3 separate regions of the Homo sapiens genome follow, and all the other regions are linked to region 1. A link is a contact called in ENCODE Hi-C or POLR2A ChIA-PET data. All regions are on one chromosome and are shown on one strand. The core of a region is the stretch at or near the end of the contact, and the rest is flanking DNA. Distances in the headings are between cores, read along the strand shown. Region 1 overlaps JMJD1C (jumonji domain containing 1C). Region 2 has its middle 190 kb from the start of REEP3. Region 3 overlaps REEP3 (receptor accessory protein 3).

Region 1 (3,753 bases), core at 332-2,831:
AAAATGACTAGGTCTCATAGGAAATGCAAGCCACCTGTATTATTTGCGTAAGAAAGAGGCACTCCAGAAGGAGAACTTTACTTCTTTTTCAAATCCTACTTAATTGAATTGTATCTTTAGCCACTTAGATAATACCTTTTGTGGACCTTTTTGTTAACCTTCATGAGTTGACCTGATATGGTACTGTTTGAAAAGAAATAGATCATTTGATAATGTTCAAGGATTAAAAGTCCTCTTGAGAAGATGCCAGTGTTTTCTAGTTTACTTAAAAACTAAACTGACAGAGATATAATATGAAAAAACATTTTTTACAGTAGGGATCAGCCGAATATCCCTGTTTATGTTACATATTTCATGTCAATTGGTCACGTAGTGGTGGACACTTTTAAAGCCTAAATACAATAAATGCTCTTGAATTTCTTACAAACTTTTTGTCACTTAAGTAAAATAATAAATAGGATTTTATGAAATCCTATAGGATTTTATGTAATTGAAAAGTGTTAAATGATAACAGTAGAAGGAAATAGCTAAATAATGTGAGGATTTTCTATTTTGAAAATGTGATTTCTCACCCAAATAATAGTAATTTTGATAAATAATAGAGTGCTTAAAAGGTTAGCCTAGGATATGGGAGAGAGGATATTACTGTGACTAGATTTTCTGATCTTAAATATCGAAAATAAGTGAGAATATAAGAGAGTTTTTCCTGTTTTTTAATTAAGAAAATATTATTTGTAACTTCATGATGTAGATAGCATAGAAATAAGACTTGCTTAAATTTAATATTAAATTTTTAACTTTGAAACATTGTTACAGATTGCAGTGAGTCAACCTGAAATTCCTCTTAGGAATTTCTTAAATATAGAAATTAACTCCTTAAAAGCCACTCCAAACCAAACATCTTGAAGTTTTTCCCTGGAGTATGTTTATTGTTATTAACAAAATGTTATATATTTTTTAAGACAGAATAAGAGAAAGGGGAAACACAATGATTTTGAAATGCCTGGTAATTTGTACTGTCTATGCCAAAATCTTTGTTTTGTGTGGAAATATTAACACAAATTACCCTGTAGCTAGAAAGATTTCTCCATGTGATATAGGTAACTTAGAAATTGAGTTGATTATTAATTCTGTTTTCCGAACTTTTTTCCAGTTAAAAAATTTTTTTATAGTAAAGCAGCTGTGTTTTTAAAATGGTGGAATTTTGTTTTCATTTTCAAGTTTTTAGAACAGTACCATGAATATAAGACACTTGTATTTTATTTAATCTTCATCTACTTTGAAAGTGAGTGTGATAGTCATAAAGAAATTTATACATTGTATCCCTGTTTCCTTCCTCTTCCTACCCTGGCTCTGTCCCTGTCATCCCCACCCAAGATACGAGTTAAATCTCATATGTTAAAGGTATCTTCTTAAAGGAATCAAATGACCTTGGATTGACTTTTTTTAAAAGAAGTAGTGGAGATTTGGACTTGACTGCAAAGTAGAGTTTTGTGTAGTACTTCTTACCGGACTCTCTCTACTCCCTTCCTCCATGCTTCTCTCACCGAAGCTGCGGGATTTTTATCTGTGCTTGGTGCAGGGGCGGGGGTGGGAGTGCAAGGGGTGGAGTTAAAAGACCAGATACTTCCTGATCATTTAAAATCCTGCTTAATGTGAATGAGCTAGACAAAAAGTGTACATTGAAATAATAACTACTCTCTTTAATAAGAAATAATACAGTTAAAAAAAAAAGGTGGGGGTAAATAGCTCTACAACCCAGTTTACTGTTTCAAAAGCAATTTCTCTTTTTAAGCAGACATTTTTACACACATGCATATTTTATTACATCCCTTTTTAAAAGTAAACAGTTGGGACTTAGTATACTCAAATATGCCCATATCACATGTAGATCTAGTTTGTTTCTTTTAAATAAACACAGATACCTTATGGTGTAGATAAAAGCATTAGTTTATAATATGAAAATTAATATTAGGTACCCTAAGACTCTGTAGTGATAATGACATTGATACATTGTATTGGTGTGTGTTCCTTCATAATTTCAGGATACTACCCAGAAAATTATCATTAGAAATTTTTTTTTTCTTGGCAGACTTTCAAACCTCTGGTTGAAAGAAATATACCCAGTTCAGTCACTGCAGTAGAATTCCTTGTAGATAAGCAACTGGATTTTTTAACTGAAGATAGTGCCTTTCAGCCCTACCAGGTAAGAAATTTTAGATTACTTTTTAAAATTAAAGGTTAATTAAACTTTATTGATATTCAGACATTCTTTAAACAATATTCTTTAAATATCATTTCATCTAACTTCTAGTTGTGTGAAAAACCCAATGAATGCAGTCAGTTGATTTTGCTTATAGGATAAACGATTTATTAATTCAATTAACAATATATACTGAGAACCTACTATGAGCCAGGCAGTGTTCTGTTGCAAGGAATACAGAAGTAAACAAAATAAAGTATCTGACATTCTAAATAATCATTATTAGAAAATAATTGGTTAAATATTAGTATAAATTGTCTTCAATGCTAAACGTTAAGAATTGGGTAAATTAATATAATTAAATGAGATTAGTGTTTATGTATACCTATCAGTTTAGCATAATAGTTCTTTTTTTAAAGGGGAAATTTTTTTAGATTGTCAGTAATTGAATGATTTTATATATAAATTTCAGTTCTCCATTATTGCAATTTAAATACAAATACATTTAATTAGGAAAACATTTTCCAGTTGACTATTAGCTTTTAATTATGTGAAGAAACTCATCAAAAGTATTAAGCTAAATATTTTTTAAGATTGTTGAAATTACCAGTTAATTTTTTCAGGTATAAGTAAAGCTCACAGAATTGTGTGTGTGTGTGTGTGTGTGTGTGTGTGTGTGTGTGTGTGTGTGTGTATGTGTATTTTTTTTTTTTTTTTTTTCCGTGATGGAGTCTCACTCTTTCACCCAGGCTGGAATGCAGTGGCACGTTCTTGGTTCACTGCAACTTCCGCCTCCTGGGTTCAAGCAATGCTCCTGCCTCAGCCTCCAGAGCAGCTGGGATGACAGGCACACACCACCACGCCCAGCTAATTTTTGTATTTTTAATAGAGATGGGGTTTCACAATGTTGGCCAGACTGGTCTCGAACTCCTGACCTCAAGTGGTCTGCCCGCCTCGGCCTCCCAAAGTGCTGGGATTACAGGCGTGAGCCACCACACCTGGCCTTCATTTGTATATTTAGAGTTTAGGTTGAATTAAATGGATATATTATAGATTTCTTTTTACTCAGATGTTTTAAAATAATACAGTAATTGCATGGAAAGAAAGGATGAGTGAACCAGTTTAAATTTTTTCTAATGGAGTAAAAAGTTAATACTATTTTATTTCAGACTTGTTACTGTTTTTCAAAAATAAAATGTAGAGCTATTATTTCCATGGAGAGAACAAGAGCTTGTGTTAATGAGCAGTTATTTGTTGTGCATGGATTTGTAATACTTAGGGAATTAGAATAGTTCTCTTAGGTCCACCAAAATGAGATGTTAGTTCATTTAGTGTAAACATTATTTCATGTTTTGAAGTCTATATAGATGTGCTCTTGTCTTTCCACTTGATTTTTCTTGTTTCTTTAAAGGACCTAGTTTTTTTGTATTGTTAGCTTTTGTTCTTTGTTTATAATATTTATTTCATAGCAAATCCCAATTTAATAGTGGAGGTGTTGGAGCTTTTCCCTGGGGTTTTATTTTGTTAATTGTGAATACCATTTAGTTTAC
Region 2 (3,753 bases), core at 732-3,231, 450 kb before region 1:
GTAGCCAGGCATGGTGGCGCATGCCTATAATACCAGTTACTTGGGAGACTGAGGCAGGAGAATAGCTTGAACCCAGGAGGCGGAGGTTGCAGTGAGCCGAGATCGCACCAGTGCACTCTAGCCTGGGAGAAAGAGTGAGACTCCATCTCAAAAAAAAAAAAAAAAAAAAAAAAACACCACACGAAGAACTGGCTGTCCCAGTGACCCACATTCCCAGTGGCAACAACTGACTTGAGTCAACTTGGGTAGAGGATGCCCCTTTTTGGGAAGACTCTTTCTCTTCAGTTTGCCACAATCCCCACCATTCTCTTATACTCCCTAAAACTGAGATACAAAGTCAGTTGCCACTTACCATGTTTTACTGGGCCTCCCTCCCTTATAACGTGACTGCTTGGCCCGTGAGGTGTATGGGAAAACAGGCCAGGTCCTTCCAGTCACCCCAGGAACAGTGAGGATGCATTACTCATAGATGAGGCTTAGGGTATTTGCTGGAAAAGCATGCATCTGAGTTTGGAGATAACTTGGAAGGTTAAATACGGAAAAGACTTTCAAAGATCATCTCATTCAAACTCTTCATTGTAGAAGAGGAAACTGAGGTCCCAGAGGCTGAGTGACTTGTATCACATCACACAGTGAATTTACAGAAAATCCCAGCTTAAAGCCCAAGTCTCTTAACTGCTGGCTCCTATCACTGTAATAACAGAAATGGGAAAAAGAAACAACTAGAGAGAAAGGAAGGAGAGTGGGGACACAATCTCCCTTCCCCCTCTCCCAGGCTGTGGCAGGCAGCCAACTGGAGCTTTCTGCATATTTAATTTAAATCTTTGTCTGCCCTGGCAAGGACAAAGTACAATCTGTTTTATGTAAAAAGTCTTCCCTGAGGAAAGCCTCGGCCTCCAGCTGCGAAACTGATTGATGTTCTTCAAGTCCCCAGGAAGCTCTGCTGGGATCCGAGGTTGCGGTTTCCAAAAAAAGAGTCTGTGAAAAGGAAGCACTGAAAACAACAACAACAAAATTTCCTTTATTGTGTTTCTCTCAACCTGGGAGAATTAGACTAAAACAAGGAGGGGGGTGTTGGGACATGCAAATACAGACTGTATTTTAAAAGCAGATTTCAGAGTCCCAGATGGGAGGGGTTTGGGATGGCAAGCTGCTGCCAGAGGGAGACTGGAGTCTTGTCTAGAAGCTTTATTTGCATAGCAAGCACTTTGCTTTTACTTAGATTGCCTGTTCCAATCAATAAAGCTACTAAAATGTTCTGAAGATGCTTTATCCACACTTGAGGAAAGACTGAAAGCATCAATATCCAATAGTGTCACTAGTGATGTTTTATTTGGAATGTTTGGGAAATGTTCTAATAGAGATTAAAATCCATCTTATTTTGTGGGTTTCCTGATACTGTATTTTGGAGAACCAGATCTGGGGTGGCATTTCTTGCAAAACCAAAGCCAGTTTTGAAATCCAGTCTCAGAGTCATCTCTGAATGTTTCTGGATTGTTACAGCCAGGGCATCTCCTGCCAGATTTCTGCTCCATCCCATATGACATCTACTTTAACCTGAGGCCTTATGCACAGATAGCAACACTGAAGTGCCCCCAGAAGACCCAAAGAGGGCAAGACCACTACAAAAGTTTTGAGGATGATGGAAGTTTCACCCCGGAGGACTGGTTTTTCCCACTGGTCCCTGGCCCTGCCTGGGGCAGCCCGTGTATCAGGCTGGAAGGAGGGCATGGGTGACAGTGCAAGGTTCTGCCTTCACCTTCTGGCTCAGCAGCCAAACTTCAGTGTGAAGCCAGAACAAAGCTATTGCCAGGTCAGGGCTAAGGAGCTCGAGCCTGTCTTGGGGTGGAGCCAGGACCCAGAAACCACTGCCATGAGCCACCAGCTGGCTCTGATCCCAGGAACATGTGCAGCTGCTGCACAGGCCAGACTAGTCCTGAAGACTGTCACTGTGCCAGCCCCTCCATTAGGCCTCCCGGTCTCTGCTCTCATCAGGCTCACACCCAATGCCCCGTGTGTACTTTGGCATCTGCCTGCCTTTAGATGTCCTGGGATGACTGAATAAACCTTCAGAAAAGCCATGTGACCTGCTGATTCTTATCTTTCTGGACATCACACCTTTGTTCTAAAACTCCTTAGAGGTCAAAGTGTATAGATCCAAATCTCTGAAGTTCCTTGGTATGATGAAAATGAAGGAATAAACAATTTCCCTTAACTCTGTGTGGTCTAATTTAAGGGCCTTTCATTAGTACTCACAGGAAAAACACAGGCACCATGGCAGCGGAAACAGAAATCCCTCCCCACATGCCCTGATGGTGGGGGCAAAACCCATGAATGGCCACATTCACAGCTGTTTCTAGAAGTGCTTCCTGGTATCGTGGGCATTAAGCTTCAGTAATAAAGTTAACAGCAATACAGTCATACTGGAAAAAGGTCAAAAGGAGGAAAACCTTTATTTAAAATATTATGCTGTTCTTTTTACAAACTAGGTCATCTTCTGTATCAGTAGCTATTCCTCAAGGCATTCGGTCCCACTGACCCTTTAAGAACTTATTTTAAAAAATCGGGCTGCTTCTTACCCCAATTTTGTTTCTTCCCAAATGTGTTAGGCACTCTCCAACCTGGATACAAATTCCAGCATTTTGACAAGGTGTACCTAGTCCTCTTCAGATTCTCTTATCACCAGGGAAAGGCCTGTACAACTGCTCAGTAAGCCTTGGCCGTAAGGTATGCTCCCTAATACAGAATAAAGGGCAGGATGCCACAGTGCGGCCAGCAGGCTCAGTCCCATGGAGAGCAGCCCAGTACGGCTTAAGCTGTAAAGACAAGTAAGACAAGGTCTCTGTGCTCAGGAAACTGGTAATCTAGGGGAGGCCGTGGATGTGTTGCTTAACAAGGTGATAAGTGCATGCTAGCAGTGTGAACCAAGTGCCATGGGAACTCTGAGGAAGCAATGATTAATTATGCAGGGTATGGGGATTAAAGATCTGGGAATGTTTTCCAGAGAGAGAAACAGTGGAGCTGAAACAGATGATGAGCAGGCTTTGATCATGACAAAATTTGGGGGACAGAGTGCTCAGCAAGATACATTCCAGGAAGACGCATGGTGCAAAAGTCTTCCAGACACTGAAAGCTTTTGTTACATGAAATGCTTGGAGCACAGCAGGTCATCCAGGACAGTTGGAGTTTACAGTATAAGGTGGAGGGTGACACGGAAAGACCAAATAGTTGGGTTGGGCCAGATGGTGACTCTCGGACAACCAACTCCTTGGACTTTACCCTGAAGGCAGTGGTGAAGCAGATGAAGGATTTTAAGCAACTGGCTGGGTCAAGGGTTTAGTTTGGTGTATGACAAGCAAAGTTGTCTAAAAGGGACTCTGGGAGGTCACTTGGGGTGGCTTGGACAAGCCAAGTGGAACAGGGGCTTCCCCCCTTCTCCCAGTGGGGTGGGCTGCCCTAAATTTAGCTTCCCACAGAACTGGCAGTTTCTTTCCCACCCTACTCATATGAGCTACCACTCTCCACAGTCCTCAAATCTCCAGAACTGGAAAGCTGGCTTTCCCAGACAACTTCTCAGAACATCTAACACATAACTCAGACTGCCTGGTGCCCCAGTACCTATTTCCATCCCCACTGATAAGTTGTTCTGATCCTCTCTCCACATGGAAAGCAATAAGGAGGTAGAGTCCTTCCCCTAAAACATAACTTGCCATATTCTAAAAGATTCATTTTCTTGGATTCATGAAAGGCTGG
Region 3 (3,753 bases), core at 769-3,268, 310 kb before region 1:
GAAAATGGAGTACAGAACAGTATTAAAGAGATAATTTTAACTAAATTTCTCAGAGCTGAAGGAAAAAGGATTCCCAGATTAAAAGGGACTCCTGAGGGTTTAGCAAAATTGACTATAACGGACTCATGCAACAAAGTACATCATCATGAAATTTTAAAACAACAGGAAAATAGAAAATATCCCACAAGCTTCCTGAATGGGGAGAAAAACAGGTAAGAATCATAATGGCTTCAGCCTTCTCAACAGCAACACCAGAAGTTAAAGACAATGAAGAATTGCTCTCAAAATTCTGAAAGAAAATGATTTCCAACCTAGCATCTCAAGAAACTGACCTCTTGGGGTCTGGGTGCGGTGGCTAATGCCTGTTATCTCAGCACTTTGGGAGGCCGTGGCAGGCAGATCATGAGGTCAGGAGTTCGAGACCAGCTTGGCCAATATGGTGAAACCCCATCTCTTCTAAAAATACAAAATTAGCCAGGCATGGTGGCGCATGCCTATAATCTCAGCTACTTGGGAGACTGAGGCAGGAGAATTGCTTGAATCCGGGAGGCAGAGGTTGCCGTGAGCCAAGTCGTGCCACTGCACTCCAGCCTGGGCGACAGAGCGAGACTCTGTCTCAAAAAAAAAAAAAAAAAAAAAAAAAAAAGAAATTGACCTCTCATTATAGCCTTCTCAGGAAGGATGCATTTTATCAAAATGAAGAAATTAAGTAATTAAGAAATCAGAGAATCCAAAACAAGAACCATCACTGAGAAGAAATGCACACAACTCTAGGAAAGTTTGGGTCTGGATACAGAGTAAGAACACAGAGAACACCACACAAATGAAACAACAAGATAGTGAATAACACCAGAGTAAAGAATGGTAATGGCAGGATACTGTGGAGATCAGCTGTGAATAGTGTTTACATAATGAAAATGATTATATGACAGGTACTGTTATGTTTAAGGTACTGATTTAAATGCTTTATGTGCATTCATATAATTAAATAATATGTTCATTATTTACTACTACTTACTGATTAGAAAACTGAGGCACAGAAAGGTTAAATAACTTGTCCAAAGGTAGAGCTAGTAATGGGTAGGGCTAGGATGAAACCTAGGAAGCCTGTTTCCAGACATTGTGCACTTTACCTCTATATTCTATTGCTTCTAATTTTGTCTAAATAATATAAATATTGAATATTGAGCTAAACAAATTATACTGCAATGATTCTGGGAAGCTATAAGAACAGAGAAATATGCAAGTGTATAGTGGCATTGGGTAACTGCTAAATCATCTTTCGTAGAAGGAAGTTAACTCATGACGTCCATCTGAAAAATTAAGAAATAGCACAATAAGTATGTTATTTGGAATATGGCAATAAATGCTAAAAGATTCAGATAAAAGAGTTTGAACTAGTTGCCTCTAGAGAGTTAGACATAGGGATGGGAGCCTGGGGAACTACTGTTTTCCATAATAAGCCTTGGAAAACTAATTGACTTTTTACATTATAAGTAAATACAGCTTTGATAAAAATAAAAACTAAATTAGAATAGAAAATACACAGACAAGCAAGCAGCCTGACAAAACTAATTTTCAGTAAAAATCCCATCATAATCAGTAGGCTAATCTTTAAACTTTCTAAATTATTAAAACCTTTAAATGAAATGAATACTTTTTATCAAAATTATCAAAAGATACCTAGGAAACACTTCTTGAGAACAAAGAAAAGTTCTTTAGTATGTTTTTCCCCTTCTATTTCCACTCTAAAGTTAGCAGACAACTTCAGATTTCATTATCAATAAGATCTGTAGAACTGGCATGTGGTATATTTGTTCATTTTCATATCACCTAAATAGTCAGTCGAAAATTAGGTCACTTTCAAAAACCAAGTCAGCAGACTTTTAGAGGGCCATTTCTAGGCCTTTTAGAGAGTAATCTCCCAGCTTTTCCTGTTCTTTGTTCTTGCTCACAGTAAATCTCAGAACCAAATGTCTGATTTTGATTTGTAAGTGCTGTTAGCCAATCTTTTCATTGCTGCTTTCTCCAACATTCTTAGAATAAGAACACTGGTTTCCTAGAAAAGCTACAGCAATTACACACGACTTGGAAGTAAACACTCTATTTTCAAGTCATGAGATGGAATGAGCCTGAAAAAATTTGCAAAACCATACTAATTCTTCAGTAAGTTTACATTTCAATTACTGCAAGACTGAAAGTCTTTAAGTAGGCCATATCAGCCACACTATGCAGGAAATTATATCCTAGGAAAGCTCTGTTTTAAAAATAGGCAAAGGAAGAAAGGAAGGTTGCCAAAATACACAGTACTTTCCATTTGTTTTGATTTGAGCACAGCATCTGTTTTATCAGGTGCAATCTACCATTTGCAGGCTTAAGGGGAATGGTAGTAGTTGGGGGTGGGAAGAAGTAAATTAACCGAAAATGTTTGCTTTCTGAAAATAATTTTGAAGTAGATAGCAGTGAAATTTAGGTCATAACCAAATACCACAAAGAAACTGGGTTTTGGGATAAATGTTAAGACTGGACTGTATTCTCCCTAACCCAGCAGAATCAAAGCTGGTAAACTAGATCAATCCACTTAAGAAATGTACAAGCTATTAAGCACAATATTTGATATTTACTTAAAAGTCAACTTTTCTCATTTATTTATTCAAGAAATATTGAGTACCTATTATGCAGCAGGTACTGTTCTAGGTACAGGAATATAGCAATTAATAAAACAACAAAACATTCCCCATGGAGCTTATTCTGGTGGGGAACATAAACATATTCAAATAAAGAATATAACATCAGATACTATAAGGTGCTATTAAAAACATAACAGGGCAATATAAAAAGGTTAATTTTACTAAGAAAATACCATGTATAAAACAAAGAAAATTTGGATAGGATTACTGTATAGGAAAACTTTATGAGGACAGAGTTCTGATAAAACTGTTAACAGTCAGTTTAACAATGAGAACACGTGGACACAGGGAGGGGAACATCACATACTGGGGCCTGTTGGAGGGTCAGGGGCAAGGAGAGGGAGAGCATTAGGACAAATACCTAATGCATGCGGGGCTTAAAACCTAGGTGACAGGTTGATGGGTGCAAACCACCATGTCACACATGTATATCTATGTAACAAACCTACACGTTCCGCACATGTATCCGAGAACTTAAAGTATAATTAAAAAAAAAAAGTCGGTTTAAATTAGATGGCTAAGTTTAGGACTTAGCCTTGCACTGGGTGCAAGCAAATAATGTTCAAAATTTTTGTCAGAGTGAAATTAGATTGGAAATACTTAGAAGATTGTCAAGATTTAAGGGATTTTATTTTTTTTTAAAGGAGGAACTTTACAGAATTTTCAAAACCTTCTATTTCATTTTGAACCTCTTTGTTCACATGTGATTTCAATGCTGGTGGGTCCCGCCCTGGTAAGCTGCCTGATTGTCCTTCTTGGAAAATATCTATATGGCCGTGGCCCCCGAACGTCCAGCTTTGAATTAATCAGATGCATATTCACTGGCTGGTTGTGAAGGCTGTTTCAACTTTTACGTGAAGCTAGAATCTTCACCTGTGTTTCTAAAGGTAGCATGGTAGAATAGAATGAATAAAATACTAGAAACAGAAGATCTCTGATCTGGTACCAATTCTGTCTTTACAATCCATGTGACTCCAGGTAAATTCACTTCTCTAAGCCTGTAATACTGGAATATTTTCTATGCCTACTTCATAAGACTGCAGTTAGAACAACTGAGATATTA

What was found. A loop is a pair of places that touch in the nucleus more often than their neighbours do. ChIA-PET counts read pairs that join two places held with the same protein, here RNA polymerase II (POLR2A). Pooled maps may share reads with other maps.
Region 2: a map of endothelial cell of umbilical vein shows a loop between it and region 1 (6-fold over the local background). The contact joins two enhancer-like sites. A Hi-C loop is called at or near these places in 25 of 168 maps with a recorded cell type or tissue (A673, CD14-positive monocyte, CD8-positive, alpha-beta T cell and 17 more), 18 of 37 single-sample maps with no recorded cell type and 35 of 50 pooled maps. POLR2A ChIA-PET finds 5 or more read pairs at or near these places in 19 of 52 experiments (GM12878, H1, HCT116 and 15 more).
Region 3: a loop to region 1 is called in a map of endothelial cell of umbilical vein, with 2.2 times the contacts of the local background. The contact joins two enhancer-like sites. A Hi-C loop is called at or near these places in 2 of 168 maps with a recorded cell type or tissue (PC-3 and endothelial cell of umbilical vein) and 9 of 50 pooled maps. POLR2A ChIA-PET finds 5 or more read pairs at or near these places in 6 of 52 experiments (Caco-2, H1, PC-3 and 3 more).

What each region holds. Positions count from the first base shown.
Region 1 is chr10:63,263,104-63,266,856 of GRCh38, reverse strand. JMJD1C (jumonji domain containing 1C) reads left to right here. Exons shown (of 26, transcript NM_032776.3): 3 at 2,093-2,206. Among named protein-coding and RNA genes, the nearest start is that of MIR1296, 110 kb to the left of the region's middle. Within about 2 kb of position 1,581, at least 24 of the 41 ENCODE cell types and tissues checked have a DNase peak (open chromatin) inside an H3K27ac peak, as active enhancers do; they include A673, CD14-positive monocyte, HCT116 and 5 more, where a contact is called at or near this core.
Region 2 is chr10:63,710,624-63,714,376 of GRCh38, reverse strand. No RefSeq gene overlaps it. Among named protein-coding and RNA genes, the nearest start is that of REEP3, 190 kb to the right of the region's middle. RefSeq lists an enhancer at 423-1,101. Within about 2 kb of position 1,981, at least 33 of the 41 ENCODE cell types and tissues checked have a DNase peak (open chromatin) inside an H3K27ac peak, as active enhancers do; they include A673, CD14-positive monocyte, HCT116 and 5 more, where a contact is called at or near this core.
Region 3 is chr10:63,571,741-63,575,493 of GRCh38, reverse strand. The region is part of intron 2 of REEP3 (receptor accessory protein 3); the gene reads right to left. Among named protein-coding and RNA genes, the nearest start is that of REEP3, 52 kb to the right of the region's middle. Within about 2 kb of position 2,018, at least 3 of the 41 ENCODE cell types and tissues checked have a DNase peak (open chromatin) inside an H3K27ac peak, as active enhancers do; they include endothelial cell of umbilical vein, where a contact is called at or near this core.